Regions from separate parts of the Homo sapiens genome. Here region 2 is linked to region 1. A link is an interaction called in ENCODE POLR2A ChIA-PET data of the cell type or tissue named here. Cell type or tissue: B cell. All regions are shown on one strand. Links, peaks and the distances in the headings refer to the core of each region. The heading gives the core; the rest is flanking DNA.

Region 1 (8,412 bases), core at 1,986-4,485:
GCATTTTCTATTCCTTTGTACCAAAGTTCAAATAAATGTTACTTACTTTTGATGGTTAAAATATTGATATTGGAATTTAAATCCATTTCTGTGCAAATTAAGGGAGAGCATACATATATTTTTATTATTAACTAAAAGTTGTGGCTTAAATATAATGTAATTAATTGCAATTGGGATATTTTTTGTTCTTTAAATGAACTAATTAAATGTAAGTCAGAAAATGTTATACAAAAAGAGTTGAAAAATTTTATTGACTTCATTTGCTGTGAAGAATCACTAACTCATATTCTAAGAGACAGACTTGTTAACAAGTAACTGCAATAATTGGAGTATTAAAAGTAGCTTCCAGTTATAAAAGTATAGTTAGTTAAGTAGCTGTTGCAATTATAGAAGTAGCTACCACCCAAAGGAGGCAATTTATTATTCACTCGATATTCATTCAATATCTACTGGATACTTGGGTATATATTCATGACTAAAACAAAACAAAAAATCTGTTTCCTTATGGAGCTTATATTCTAATGGGAGGAGATAGAAAATATCTACATGCTATAAGTAGATTGTGTAGTATTTTAGAAGGTGGTGAAAGTGCTAAAAAAAAAAAAAAAGAAAGTAATAAAGATGGTAAAAATATCAGGAATGACCAGGAGTAATTGGGTATGGATTTCTCTTTGAGGGAAATGAGAACTCATTGGAGGGTCTTGAGTACAGGAGTTACAATTTATGTTTTAAAAAGTACCTCTGGGCTGGGCTTGGTAGTTCACGCCAGTAATCCCAGCACTTTGGGAAGCCGAGGCAGCTGGATCACTTGAGGTCAGGAGTTGGAGACCATCCTGGCCAACATGGTAAAACCCTATCTCTACTAAAAATACAAAAAATTAGCCAGGCATGGTGGTGGGTGCCTGTAATCCCAGCTACTTAGGAAGCTGAGGCAGGAGAATCGCTTGAACTTGGGAGGCAGAGGTTGCAGTGAGCAGAGATCCCACCACAACAACTCCAGCCTGGGTGACAGAGTGAGACTCCGTTTCCAAAAAAAAAAAAAAAAAAAAAAGTAACTCTGTATTCTGTGTAGAGGATATAGCGTAGAGGGCAAGGATAATCAGTGTTTTTGGCTGGGTACTGCTGTTTAATACCTTACCCTGCACTTAGTGTCCTAAGACCATAACCATTTTAATCTTTCCTTCATGATTTCTTGAGTTAGATTTGGATAGGGCACGGTGGGCATGGTTTATCCCTGTTTCAGATGATGTTTGCTGGGTCTGGAAAATCTAAGATGACTTTTCTAATAGTATATATAGTGCCTCAGGTGGGATGGCTCCAAGAGCTGAGACTGACTGACTAAAACAGCTGAGCTGGGGTTGTGTGTCTGCAGCCTTGATACTTGTTCTCAACTGAGTTCCTGGTTTCCTTCATTAGTTTGGAGAGCATCTCTGTCTCCATATCGTCTCTCTACATGTTCTTTCCAGCAAGGTAGATCAGAAATAAGCCACACTTCTTACAGAGATGTTCAGAGATTCTGGGAATGCAAGAGCTGCCAGACCTTAAAACGTGGGCCAAATACTGGCCCACTGCTGCTTTTGCCAGATCCTGTGGGTTATTGTCAGTCAAGCCTAGTCCAGATTCAAGGGCTTGTCAAGGGATGCATACCAGGAGACATGGGGCAGTAGGATTATTAAAACAACCCTCTTCCACAACAGTTAGGAAGGAGGATATTGCAGTAATCAGTAATCCAGGCAAGAGGTTATGGTGGGTTGGATTAGGTTGGTAACTAGAGATGGTGAGAGGCAGTCAGATTCTGAATATGTTTTAGTGGTAGAAAAAACAGAATTTTAAAACATTAGGTGTGCATTTTGTGAATGAAAAAGGTAGTCAAAAATGATTACAAGGTACAGTGGAGTAGATTAAAGGTGAAAGAGATTTTCAGGGAAAGATAAAAAGAGAAGAAATTCAGTTTTCAGCATGTTGAGTTTGAGAGGTTTTTTTAGACATGTAAGATAAGTTGTAGGGTAGCAGTTATATTTAATAGTTTGAGTTTTTTGGTGGGGAAATATAGTGGTATTTAAAACTTGGAGAATGAATGATACCACGAAGGGACTAAATGCAGACAGAGAACATAAGAGGAACAAGGACTGAACCTTGTGTCCCTCCAACTTAAGAAATCAGGGAGAAAAAGAGGTGAAGGATGTTAAGAAGGAACAGTCAGTGAAGTAGTACAAGGAAAACAAAAAGAGAATGGTGTCCTGAAAGCCGAGGAAAGGAAGCATTGTCTAGTTGGAGGGAATAATCAGCTGTTGCTGTTATGTGAAGTCCTATTAGGACTGAACACTGACCATTGGAGTTAGCAAGATGCAGATTTTTTGGTGACCTTGATAAGACTATTTTTGCTAGAATGGGTTGAAACCCTGATTAAAGGGAGTGAGAATTAAAAGAGAGAAAAGGAGGTGTTCCTTGTTGAACTGGATTTTAAGGATCATTGAATTATTTATGCACGTAGAAGGGGTAACAAGTTTTCCAGCTGCAGTAACCATGTTTGAGGTAGAGCTTTTTATTTTATCCTAAAGATTGCGGACTTGGGCCAGGCATGGTGGTGCATGCCTATAATCCTAGCACTTTGGGAGGCCGAGGCAGGTAGATTGCTTGAGCTCAGGAGTTTGAGACCAGCCTGGGCAACATGGTGAAACCTCATCTCTACAAAAAAATAGAAAAATTAGCCAGACGTGGTAGCACATACCTGTAGTCTCAGCTACTTGAGAGGCTTAGGTGGGAGGATCGCCTGAGCCCAGGAGGTCAAGGCTGCAGTGAGCCTAGGTCACACCACTGCACTTCAGCCTGGGCAACAGACTGACACACACACACACACACACACACACACACACACACACACACCCCCAAAAAAGATTATAGACTTTTTCTTACAGGCCAATGACTTTCAACCTTGTGTTGCTACCCATTACTTTAGATCATTTTTGCAAGTATTTTATTATTTATTTTATTATACCATCTGTCTTGATAATAGGTGCACCCACTCAGTACATTCTGTAGAATACGTAATTAGTTTTTGCTTTTTTAGAACATGATGTATTTCATAATTCAAAACAGTAGATAGCTATTAAAACAGAATATACCTTTTAAAAATTAGTTCTAAACTTTTGTTTGTTTATTTCTTGTGTTTCTGGGTATGATATAGAAATCACACCAGCAGCATTCAGCACTTTAACTACGGCATCAGTGGAAGAATCTGAAAGCACATCATCTGCTCGAAGGAGGGACTCAGGCATTGGGGAAGAAACAGCCACTGGTTTAGGAAGCCATGTGGAAGTAACTCCTCACACAGCACCTCCTGGTGTCAGTGCAGGCCCAGATGCAATCAGCGAGGTGCTATCTACTCTTTCTTTAGAAGTCAATAAGTCTCCGGAAACCAAAAATGATAGAGGAAATGACTTGGACACTAAGGCTACACCGTCAGTTTCAGTTTCAAAAAACGTCAATGTGAAAGACATTCTCCGAAGCTTGGTTAACATACCAGCAGATGGAGTCACAGTGGATCCTGCCCTTCTGCCACCAGCCTGCCTTGGAGCCCTTGGTGATCTATCTGTGGAACAACCCGTGCAGTTCAGATCTTTTGACAGGTACTGATAATAGTTTTTCGTTTTGGTATGTTTCTACATCTGACCCTTGAACAACATGGGGGTTAGGGATGATGACGCCCTGTGTAGCCGAAAATCCACATATAACTTTTCACTCCCTCAGAACTTAACTACCAATAGCTTATGTTGATCAGAAACTTTACTGATAACATAAACAGTTGATTCACACATATTTTGATTGTTATATGTATTATATACTGTAATCTTACAGTAAGGTAAGCTAGAAAAAAAGAACATGTTATTAAGAAAATCATAAGGAAGGCCAGGTGCAGTGGCTCACATCTGTAATCCCAGCATTTTGGGAGGTTGAAGTGTGTGGATCACCTGAGGTCAGGAGTTCGAGACCAGCCTGACCAACATGGTGAAACCCAGTCTCTACTAAAAATACAAAAATTAGCTGGGCATGGTGGGGTGTGCCTGTAATCCAGGCTACTCCAGAGGCTGAGGCAGGAGAATCGCTTGAACCCAGGAGGGGCAGTGGTTGCAATGAGCTGAGATCGCACCATTGCACTCCAGCCTGGGCAAGAAGAGCGAAACTCTGTCTAAAAAAAAAAAAAGAAAAAAAAAGAAATCATAAGGAAGAAAAAAATATATTACTGTTCATCAGGTGAAGCGAATCATCATAAAGATCTTCATCTTTCTTGTCTTCATGTTGAGTATGCTGAGGAGGAGGAAGAGAAGAGGTTGATTTTAGTATCTCAGGGGCAGTTGAGGTAGCAGAGTTGGAGAAAGTGAAAGGGGAAGCAGGAGAGGCAGACACACTTGGTGTAAATTTACAGAAATGCACTGGAATTTCTTTCTGACCTTTTTGCTTTTTTATTTGTCTAAAAATGTTTCTATGTGGTACAAACCCTTCTTTCACCATTTGCTTTAGTTTCAGTGCCTGTATCATAGAAGGGTGAATGTCATAAAAGAAGTTAAAAGCAGTCTTGAATCATTAGAACCCTTCTGCCAGATTGTCTAATGTCAGTTCATTTTCTGGTACTGCTTCTTCTATGTCTTCCTCATCTAATAGTGGTTTGGATGTTCTTGTCTCCGTCAAATTGTTTTCCCTCTGTTGATCCTTCTGTTCTTGTGGTATCTGTTAGTTCTTGAATTTCTCTGAGATTCATATCTTGAAACCCTTCACCCCTCACCTTTTTGTCATATCTATAGTCTCTCATGATTTCCTTGATTAGTTCTGTCAGAAATCCTGTGGAGTCATGCACAACACCTAGAAACACAGTCTTCTCTAGGAGGAATTTATTGTTTCAAACTTGATGGTTTCCACAGCTTTTTCTGTAACAGTGATCCTCAGTGGTATAATCCTTCTAGACTTTCACGATGTTCTGTTGGGTTCTCTTCCATAGTGTTGACAGTTGTTTCCTAAGAATGCCATGTGTAATGAACCATAAAGGTCCTTGTGACCTCCTGTTCTAGAGGCTGAATTAGAGAAGTTGCGTTTGAGGGCAGTTAGACCACTTCAACACCCTCAGTGTTGAACTCATGAAGCTCTGGGTGGTCAGGAGCATTGTCCAATTGTAAAAGAACTTTAAAAGTTAATCTCTTACTGATAAGGTACTTCCTGACTTTAGGGACAAAGTATCAATAGAACCAATCCAGAAAAAGGATTCTTTTTGTCCAGGCCTTCTTGTACAACCAACAGACTTGCAGCTGGTGTTTGTGTTTTCCTTTCAAGGCTCAGGGGTTAGCAGCTTTATATTAATAGATAAGGGCAGTCATGATCATAAACCCAACTGCATTTGCACAAAACAGTAGAGTTAGCCTATCTCTTCCTGCCATAAATCCTAGTGCTCACTTCTCTTCCTTGCTAATAAATATCCTTTGTGGCTTCCCCCCCATCCCAAATAGGTTACGTTTGTCTGCATTAAAAACCTGACTGGGCTGGTCCTTTCTTCTAAATGATTTTCTTGATGTCTAGGAACTCATCTGTTGCCTCTTGGTTGGCAGAAGCTGCTTCTCCTGTTATCTTGATCATCCTTTGCTGGCATTAAATCTAGCCTTAGATTCTTTTTTACTTAAATTTGACATATAATGACTTCAGTTTTTCTCAAATCATGTTAGAGTCTATAGGTATGCCTTTCTTATAACAATCCTGTACCCACATAAAAGCTGCATTTTCAGTGCAAGATAAAGATATTTCACAAAAAGTGCAAGTTTTTTTTGTTTTGTTTTTTTGTTTGTTTGTTTTTTTGCCTCCTGGTGTCACTGCAGTGACAACTTTGCCAACTTCCTTTTCTTTACAATAGTTCTTATGCGGGATTAATTTCTTTGGAAATGGCAGGCAACCATAGCTACAGACCTCAATCTACAGTACATATCAAGCAATTCAACTTTTTCTTATAATGTCATGACTTTTCCCTGCTGCTTGGGAGCATGTCCAGTATTGCTAGTGGCACTTTGTATGGGTCCCATTATGTTATCAAAGGTTTATAATATTGCAGTAAACATGATGAAAAATATATGAGAACTGGGAGAGAGCACTTTTACCGTGATACACAGTTTACTGGAGAGACAAACTTCCCAGTACTTTGGGAGGCTGAGGCGGGTGGATCATTTGAGATCAGCAGTTCAAGACCAGCCCGGCCAACATGGTGAAACCCCACCTCTACTAAAAATACAAAAAAATTATCTACGCGTGGTGGCGGGTGCCTGTAATCCCAGCTATTTGGGAGGCAGAGGCAGGAGAATCGCTTGAACCTGGGAGGTGGAGGTTGCAGTGAGCCAAAACTGCAGCATTGCACTCCAGCCTGGGCAACAAGAGCAAAACTCCTTCCCCCCCTGCCCCATAAAAAGAGATGAACTGCGTGCTCTGAGATGACTAGTGTCACACAGCATTTTAAGTGATGCTAACAATACCAATGCTCAATGCAATTGTGGCAGGAAGTAGCTATGAAATTATTACAGTAGTACAGTATGCATTAATGTTAATTTTATACAGTTATGCTTTAATAATTGAAATTTACATTGTTTACATTTCTTTTAACTGTAGATGGTACCATGTACTATTTCTAAGTGTTTGTGTTTGTAAGTTTTGATATATTTTAACTTATTTTTGTGTCTTCTGAGATTTTTCATTTTATGAATTTTTTTTTTTTGTCTGGGTGCAGTGACTCACACCTGCAATTCCAGCATTTTGTGGGCTGAGGTGGGAGGATTGCTTGAGTCCAGGAATTTGAGACTAGCCTGGGCAACACGGTGAGATTTTAAAACAAAAAGATTAGCTGGGCATGGTGATGTGTGCCTGTAGTCTCAGCTACTCAGGAGGCTGAGGCGGGAGGATCACTGGAGCCCAGGAGTTTGACACTACAGTGAGCTGTGTTCATGCCACTGCACTCCAGCCTGGGTGACAGAGGGAGAACTTGTCTCAAAGAAACTTTTTAAAAATTGATGCATAATGAGTGGGATTTATTCTGGGGATGCAAGAATGTCTGAGCATACACAAACTATCAGTGTGATACATCATATCAACAGGATGGAAGACAAAAGCCATATGATCATTTCAATTGCTGCTGAAAAGCATTTGATAAAATTCACTATTCCTTCATGATAAAAACCCTTAAAAAACTGCATATAGAGGGAACATAACACAATAAAAAGCCATAAAGAACAGATCCACAGCTAGTATCATATGGAACAGAGAAAAACTGAAAGCCTTTTCTCTAAAATCTGGAATGAGACAACGATGCCCACTTTCATTACTGTTACTCAACACAGTACTGGAGGTCCTAGGTAAAGCAATCAGACAAGAGAAAGAAATGGCATTTAAATTGGAAAGGAAGATGTCAGTTGTTTGCAGATGATATGATCTTGTATTTAGAGTATTTAGAAAAACCTAAAGAGTCCATAAAAAACTATTATAACTGATAAATTCAGTACAGTTGCATGACAAAAATTAGCATACAAAAATTAGTATCATTTCTATATGCTAACAGTGAACAATCTGAAAAAGAGATCAAGAAAGTAATCCAATTTACAATAGCTATAAGTAAAATACCTAGGAATAAACAGCCAAAGAAGTGAAAGATCCCTCAGTGACAACTATAAAACATTGATGCAAAAACTAAAAAGGACCCCCAAAATGAAAGATATTTCATATTCATGGATTGGAAGAATTAATAGTGTTAAAATGTTCATGCTACCCAAAGCAATCTACAGATTCAGTGCAATCCATATCAAAATACCAGTGACATTCTTCACAGAAATAGAAAAAATATTCCTAGAAACTATATGGAACCACAGAGACTCAGAATAGCCAAAGCTATCCTGAGCAAAGAGAACAAAACTTCAAATTATACTACAGAGCTATGGTAACCAAAACAGCATGATACTGTCATAAAAACAGATACATAGACCAATGGAATAGAATAGAGAACTCAAATAAATCCACACGTCTACAAGTGAACTCATTTTTGACAAAGGTGCCAAGAACATGCAATGGGGAAAGGACAGTCTTCTCAGTGGTACTGAGTAAAGTGTATATCCATATGCAGAAGAATGAATACCTTTATCTCTTACTATATACAAAAATCAGTTCAAAATGGATTAAAGACTTAAATCTATGACCTGAAACTATGAAACTACTGAAAAAAAATCATTGGAAAAACTCTCCAGGACATTAATCTGGGGAGATTTCTCGAGTAATACCCCAAAAGCACAGGCAGTCAAAGCAAACATGGACAGATGAGATCACATCAAGCTACAGAACTTATGCATAGCAGAGAAAACAATCAACAAATTGAAGAGACAACCCACAGACTGGGGA
Region 2 (8,412 bases), core at 3,139-5,638, 190 kb after region 1:
TTGATTGATGTGATGTTTAGATAGTTCCACTTGAACTTAAACATTGAAGGGCTAAAATGTTTTTAATCTTTTTGCTGCAAAGAAAAAAAAGAAAATAGGCAAATGAAACCTTATTTGCAAATTTATTCTCCTATTTTAACTGTGTGAAAGATGCTGAGATTCTGCTTAATAAAGAAATGAATGTCAAGACTGACTACATTATTTCCATCATGACATATTTAGAAGAGTTGTGATTCCTGTGTTTTTGTGGAGTAAATTAGAATTTGATGCCATTATGTATTTAGATATATGTAATTAATGTCTAGAATTTCAGAAAAGAAAGTTAGAATATGAAGAGAGTGGAAAATTAGTTAAATATTCATTGAATCAACAAATATGAAAAACCAATGATAAAAATTGTTAGGGAATATAAAAATTTCTTATTACATTTTGAGGATATTGAGGATTCATGGGAATGTTAAGCATATAATTAATTATATTACTGCGAAATGTGTATGGTAAAAAGTCTGAATGTAAGCTTTTGGATCTCTGTGAAATAGGACATAGATTTGAGGAGGGTCTAGAGTAGGATGTCACACAGTATGTGAATTCCAGACGGACAAAAGATGGGGACAGGAATGATGATGGGAAGTCATGGTAGAATAGGGAGTAGGTGATGCAAGGCATTGCCATGAGAAAATATGAAAATTTTGAGAAAGTCCAGAAAGCATGGTTTAGACATATAATATGTGATAGAGAGTGGTTGTAGACAAATCTAGAAACAGATAAAAGCAGGTCATAAGCGATCCTAAATGCCATGGTGGAGAATTTGGAATTTTTCTGTAGGATAGTAGGAACTTAAGTATCTTGATCCTATTTTATATCCTGGATAATAATTTTTTTTAAAGGAAAAGCAGTAACATTTCGACAATAAGTAAATTATATTGGATGGGAAGTTCAAGTGATGGAGACTAGATAGGAGGCTGTCAAAAGACACTAGACCAGAGATAAAAGGAGTATTAACTATGGCAGTGCCAGAAATTATGGTGAGCAGGAGATATATTTAGGAGGTAGCATAATGTAATGCTATAGTTCTTCACCCTCTGAAATTTAACATGCTCTTTATATCACAGGTAGTTTGCAATTATTCCTTATCTATGAGTTTTATTTTTGAATAGTAAATAGACCTTTTCTAGATAAATAATATTAATCAACAGTGCTCTATACCATAACAAGAGAAATAAAATATTTAAAAATATATGTAGTATGCATTTCATTGTTCCATAAGTACGAACATAACTATGCTAAAAGACATAATTGGATGCTTGTATTTATATATAGGTCACTGTGAATGTGACAGGTACAAATCAGACTGATAGAGGTATGATGTATGATTTGTCCTGCTACAAGGGATGTGTGATTGTCTATAATGTGATTTTTCTAAGTGGTGAATAGATACTGGTGTAGTACTAAGCAGACAACATTCATTTTTACCTTACTTTACACAATGATTGCATTTTTTGAAATTAAAAATAAATTGGGGCCGGGCGTGGTGGCTCATGCCTGTATTCCCAGCATTTTGGGAGGCCAAGGCGGGTCGATTGCCTAGGTCAGGAGTTCAAGACCAGCCTGGCTAACATAGTGAAATCCCATCTCTACTAAAAATACAAAAAATTAGTTGGGCATGGTGGCAGGCACCTGTAATCCCAGCTACTTGGGAGGCTGAGGCAAAAGAATCGCTTGAACCCGGGAGGGGGAGGTTGCAGTGAGCAGAGATCATACCATTACACTCCAGCCTGGGCAGCAAGAGCGAAACTCCATCTAAATATATATATATATATATATATATATATATATATATATATATATATATATATACACACACACACACATATATATATATATACACACACACATATATATATATATATATATATATATATATATATATATATATATATTTGGGGCATAGGCTCAGATTATCTTCTAGTTTGTCACTTTCACTGATATACAGTAGAACATTCTAAAGTAATGTAGGATCTAGGACCATTATTATTATTGAACTATTCTTCTTGTGGAATGTCTAGAATTTTTTTTTTTTTTTTTTTTGCTCCTTCTGCCCACTAAATCATTGTAGCACTCAGTCATTTGTGACAACCAAAACTTTCCTTGCAGATTTCTATTATTCACTCTAGGGAACAGTTCTGAATCTGTTGAGTACCACGGGTGGGGTAGAAAGTGCATTATTTTTAGATAGATTAATTTAGATCTCATTATTCCCACGTTTTGCTTATGTGTTCTTTTTTTTCTTTGTTTTTTTTTTTCTTTTTTTTTTTTATTATACTTTAAGTTTTAGGGTACATGTGCACATTGTGCAGGTTAGTTACATATGTATACATGTGCCATGCTGGTGCACTGCACCCACTAACTCGTCATCTAGCATTAGGTTTATCTCCCAATGCTATCCCTCCCCCCTCCCCCCTTCCCCTACCCCACCACAGTCCCCAGAGTGTGATATTCCCCTTCCTGTGTCCGTGTGATCTCATCGTTCAATTCCCACCTATGAGTGAGAATATGCAGTGTTTGGTTTTTTGTTCTTGCGATAGTTTACTGAGAATGATGATTTCCAATTTCATCCATGTCCCTACAAAGGACATGAACTCATCATTTTTTATGGCTGCATAGTATTCCATGGTGTATATGTGCCACATTTTCTTAATCCAGTCTATCATTGTTGGACATTTGGGTTGGTTCCAAGTCTTTGCTATTGTGAATAATGCCGCAATAAACATACGTGTGCATGTGTCTTTATAGCAGCATGATTTATAGTCCTTTGGGTATATACCCAGTAATGGGATGGCTGGGTCAAATGGTATTTCTAGTTCTAGATCCCTGAGGAATCGCCACACTGACTTCCACAATGGTTGAACTAGTTTACAGTCCCACCAACAGTGTAAAAGTGTTCCTATTTCTCCACATCCTCTCCAGCACCTGTTGTTTCCTGACTTTTTAATGATCACCATTCTAACTGGTGTGAGATGGTATCTCATTGTGGTTTTGATTTGCATTTCTCTGATGGCCAGTGATGATGAGCATTTTTTCATGTGTTTTTTGGCTGCATAAATGTCTTCTTTTGAGAAGTGTCTGTTCATGTCCTTATGTGTTCTTAAGTATTCTCTGAACCCCAGTTTTGTGTTCTTGAAAATAGCATTTTATTGTTAAAAGTAAATGAGGTCCCTCATAAATATAGGTGAGAAATCTTTAAGCCAACAAAAAGAATAAAATACCAGGAAGTATAATGTTGGTACACTGAAAACTATAAAGCTTTACTGAGAGAAATTAAAGAGAAATTGATAATAATTAAAGAAGTTGGCCGGGCGTGGTGGCTTACGCCTGTAATCCCAGCGCTTTGGTAGGCTGAGGCGGGTGGATCACGAGGTCAGGAGTTCAAGACCAGCCTGGCCAACATGGTGAAAACCTGTCTCTACTAAAGATAACATTAGCCAGGCATAGCGGTGCTTGCCTGTAATCCCAGCTTTTCGGGAGGCTGAGGCAGGAGAATTGCTTGAACCCAGGAGGCAGAGGTTGCAAAAAAAAAAAATAATTAAAGAAATTGTAAACAAATAGAATATTATGCAGTATAATGTAGGATGCTAGTATGCCCCAAACTGATCTATAGATTCAATATAATCCCCTATGTAAGTTTCAGAATTTTTTTAATAGAAATTGGTAGTCGGAACCCAAAAGATAAATGGAAATACAAAGGTCCCAGAAGAGCTGCATTAGTAATCTGTTGCTTTGTTACAAATCACTCTAAAGCTTAACAGCTTAACACGTCATGCACTTATTATTTCATAGTGCAATGGGTCAAGAATCCAGGCACTATTTAGCTGTTTCCTCTGGCCCACCATCTCTGATATGGCTTTAGTCAAGGTGTCCGCAGGCTGGGTTCTCATCTGAAGGCTCAACTGGGAAGTATCCACTTTCAAGTTCACTTATGAAGTTGTCAGAATTTAATCCTTTGAGGGCTCTTGGACTAAGGCCCTGAGTTCTTTGCCACAGGGACTTCTCCAGTATGGTGGCTTACTTGCTTCATCAAAGCCATCAAGAGAGAGGAGTCATCTAGCAAAATGGACATCACAGTCATTTGTAACCTAATTTTTGGAGTGACATCCCCTTGATGTTGCCATATTTCATTGGTTAGAAGCAAATTACTCAAGGAGGGATTGTCAAGACCATGAACACTAGGAGGCAGGGAGCATTTACGGGCTATGTTGGAGCTGTCTGTCACAACAGCCGAAACAATGTTGAAAAAGCACAACAAAATTCAGTATATACACTACCTAATTCCAAAACTTAAAGATACAGTAATTAAGACACCATGCTATTAGTATAGGATAGCTGTATAGATCAATGGAACAGAACAGATAATCCCAAAATAAACCCCAGTTTTTTGTGGCAAACTGATACTTGCCAATGTACCACTGTAACACGATGTGGAAAGCTTAGATTTTTTTTTTAGAAGGAATAATTCAACTTCATTACTAATGTCAGAGATCCATATGCTTCCTACAGGTATTTATTATATAATTATGAGAATAATATATTTTTACTGTAGAAAATATAAATACACGTAAGATGAAAAGAAGAACAAAAAATTACCTTTAATCACACCATCCTTTCCAAGCCACTGTTAATGTTTTAGTCTAGTCCCTTCTAGACATATTATTGGCATCAAAAAATAAACTTAAGCCAGGTGTGATAGTTCACGCCTGTAATCCCAGCATTTTGGGAGGCAGAGGTGGAGGATTGCTTGAATTCAGAAGTTTGAGACCAGCCTGAGCAACAAAAGTAATACTTCATCTTTATACAAAATTTAAAAATTAGCCAGGTGTAGTAGTGCATGTCTGTGGTGCCAATTACTTGGGAGGCTGAGGCAGAAGGATCGCTTGAGCCTAGGAGGCTGAGGCTGCAGTGAATCGTGATTGTGTCACTGCACTCCAGCTGGGCAATAAAGTACTGGGATTACGGGCATGAGCCATCGTGCCCAGCTGGATATATTTCCTAGCTTTGTCCACTGAGGGGGCCTGGGAATAGTGACATCCTGGTAGCAATGAATGCACCTAAAGCCTTGATCTTCTCCATTGAAACCAGGGCTCTGTGGAGCAATGGCTACTTCCAGGACTGTGGCAGGGAAACTATAAGATGAGCTCATAGCACCTTTTTGTGCTAGAATGTAAAGAAGTGCTCAAAGAATGATGGAGACATGTAAGAAGGAAAAAGAATCAGCTTGAAAAGAATCCCACTGGCCAAATCAGTGAACAGTCAAACGTCAAAATAGATAATATTATCTAATAGATAGCAATAAATTATAATCCGTTGAATAAAATAGAAGATCATACTAATATAAATAAATGAACAAATGGAAAGTTTGATGAAGATCAGAAAATTTGCATAGTTCCAAAGTACCTCCTCAAAAAATATTCATTAATTACAAAGGGAGAAAGAGTAATTCACGTAAAAAAAAAAAAAAAAAAAAGCTTGGTAGGTACCATGTCATCAAGTGATCAAAATGGACATCATTAGTAATTAGAGAAACTGAAACCATGTGCTTCCTTTTAGGCTATATCTATTAAGAAGATCATAGTATCACTCTGTGATATGCCCAGAGTGCCTAGTCTGAGTCTAATCATGTAGAAGAAATGTAGAAGAAATATGAGTTAAACCCAAATTGAGGGACATTCTACAAAATAATTGACCTGTAATCATCTAAATGTCAGTGTCTTAAAATTTCAGGAAAGACTATAGAACTATTCTGCCAGATTGTTAGAGAATAAAGAGACATAATAACTCAATGCCAGACATGATTCTCAGCTGTGTCATCTTGCTATAAGGATTACTGGGGTAATTAGTAAAATTTGAGTGGTGCTTAAAATCGGAAGGTAATAATGTATCAGTTTTAGTTTCCTGACTTTCAGTTATATTATTATTATGTAGAACAAAGTCCTTGTTTATAGAAAGTATCTGTTGTCAATGGGGCATCATGTTACCATTTTCCACTTTTCTACAAATTTGAAACATTTTCAAAATAAAAAAAGAAATAAGGTTTGCCCTCTCCATAAGAATTTAACAAGTTCATATACAACAAGCCTTAAAACCTGTGGAGATGAAAGACAAACCCTGGTAGGAAGAAGAGAGATGGTTGGGGGTGTTATGTGTTAGAGGCAGAGAGGGAAAATGGTGGAGAGAATAATGATAGTGGTATGGAAATATAGAAGAAGGAACAAGTTAGAAATAGGATACTGTTTTTAATATTGGGACACATTAACATATATTTGGGTAAGCAAAATGGAAATGTTATTAAACAGTTTGAAAACGCAGTCTTATGAGAAAAATCTGGAGTAAAGAGTTGAGATTTGGTACCATTGTCACATAGGTGATGGTTTTAGTTGCAGGAGTCATGCTGATATTCCTGGTTTGTAAGAAAAACAGCCTTATGGTAGAATCTAGGAGCAGAATTTGAAAGGAAAAGTAGAGAAGCTGTGGAGGCTAAAGAAACTCCGTCTCGGATGCTAATCTGCCATGTTGACTTCTGATTAACCTCTGTTCTGGAAATGCCTCTAAGATTTCTACTTTTATCTATTGTTACCATAAATCCTGCCCCAGGTCCAAACAACCTTGATCATAAATCCCCCGCTTAGGCAGATTCACATAGCATGCTTGCCTTTCCCTGAGAGGTCAACTTCAATTGTCCTACACATTCTTTCTCTATGGTATATACGCCCTGGGTCTAGGGGGCAGTGGTGCAGGGATCCACCCTCTAGAGTCTTATGACTGCTTAAGACTACGGCTTCTGTTTTAAGTCCCTATTAAATGTTTCTTTCTGAGAAACTGTATTTATCAGCCTCTTTGTTTGGTCAGTTAGCTTCCTCCACCTTTAGGGGTATGTTTGCAAATGCCTGTCCACTGCAGAACAGAAGCCAAGATTCAGAAAGGAAAATGAGGGAGAAAAACAGGTGAGACTATATTCTGGAATCTGAAAAAAGAATGCAAAGAAGAAATATATGAACAGGTAGTGTCAGATCCTTCACAATAGTATTGTGTGGGATAGCTTATTACTGTTCAAATGGACGTCATGAATTGAATTTATAGTTACCTTCTTCATCCCTATTCATACTGCTTCCTTAAATCCTATGGTTACTTGAATTTTATCTTGTTCATTGAATAAGATAAAAAAATTTAATTGGCTTTTATCTTATTGATTGAATAGTCAGTGAATATTCACCTGTTATGTGCCAGTCACTATGCTATGCCTCAGAGCTCCCATAATAAACAGAAGTGGACATGTTCCCAGTTTACATAGATTTCATTATCCAGAAGGAGAGACAGCTATTAATATTATAAAACAGATACAAATTTACTGTTGTGAAAATGCTATGAAGAATGACAAAACTGAATGATGAATGCCTTCAATTGATATCTAGTTAAAGAGCTCTGGTAAGTTATCTTTGAAGTAACAATTCAATTGGAATTTGAAGAGTTAGTAGGAGGTAGCTAGATGAAGACGGGAAAACTCCATTCAGAGATGGAGTTTTGCTCTTGTCACCCAGGCTGGAGTGCAATGGTGCGATCTTGGTTCACTGCAACCTCTGCCTCCTGGTTTCAGGTGATTTTCCTGGCTCAGCCATCCGAGTAACTGGAATTACAGGCACCCGCCACCACGCCCAACTAATTTTTGTATTTTTAGTAGAGATGGGGTTTCACTATGTTGGCCAGGCTAGTCTCGAACTCCTGACCTCAGGTGATCCACCCACCTCGGCCTCCCAAAGTGCTGGGATTACAGGTGTGAGCCACCGCATCCGACCAGCAGAGGTATTTAAACAAGAAGCCTGAGTACAAGGACCAGAAGAAAGGTTATATAGCTGGAACGTGGATAGTGAGTGGATGTGTGTACTGTGGAGATATTGATAGTAGCCAGATTACACGAGGCCTTATGGCCATATTGGGTGCTTTTCTAAAGAGGAATAAGGAGCCATAAAGATTTTATGATGGAAAGGATGGGGAACATGATTAGTGTTATGCTCTGAGAACCCCCTGACTGCAGTGTGTAGAACAAAGATTGTGTAGACTTGCACAACTGGATGAACTACGATGCCTTTCACATTGAAGGGGACTAATTGTGGGGAAGGTCATTAATTTGGTTTTGACTGTGTTGAAATTGAGATGGATTTATTCATTCATTTATTCAACAACTATTCAGTAGTGTGTCAGCCATTGTCTAAAGATTTGGGGATTAGACAGTGAACAAAAGAAATGAAAATCACTGCCTTCACTGAATTAACATTATTACAATATTTAGCACTCAAGAAGTATTTCTTATATGCAAAGCACTATTGTAAGCACTTTAAATATTGTTTTATATAATCTGCCCAA

The links. ChIA-PET counts read pairs that join two places held together with the same protein. Peaks named below come from ENCODE experiments on the same cell type or tissue, not always from the same donor. Only the 100,000 strongest peaks of a DNase experiment are listed, where the experiment ranks them.
Region 2: POLR2A ChIA-PET joins it to region 1 with 6 read pairs; 2 of 35 experiments call an interaction of 5 or more read pairs at or near these places.

The regions. Positions count from the first base shown.
Region 1 is chr4:150,823,397-150,831,808 of GRCh38, reverse strand. It overlaps LRBA (LPS responsive beige-like anchor protein), which reads left to right. Exons shown (of 57, transcript NM_001364905.1): 30 at 3,188-3,629. Among named protein-coding and RNA genes, the nearest start is that of LRBA, 190 kb to the left of the region's middle. In B cell, for the core only: CTCF peaks have their summits at 3,270 and 3,490 (motif pointing right); a DNase peak (open chromatin) is centred at 3,448; H3K4me3 peaks cover 1,037 bases; H3K27ac peaks cover 2,500 bases.
Region 2 is chr4:150,633,265-150,641,676 of GRCh38, reverse strand. All of the region lies in intron 37 of LRBA (LPS responsive beige-like anchor protein), which reads left to right. Among named protein-coding and RNA genes, the nearest start is that of MAB21L2, 55 kb to the right of the region's middle. In B cell, for the core only: no CTCF peak of the experiment used is centred there; no DNase peak of the experiment used is centred there.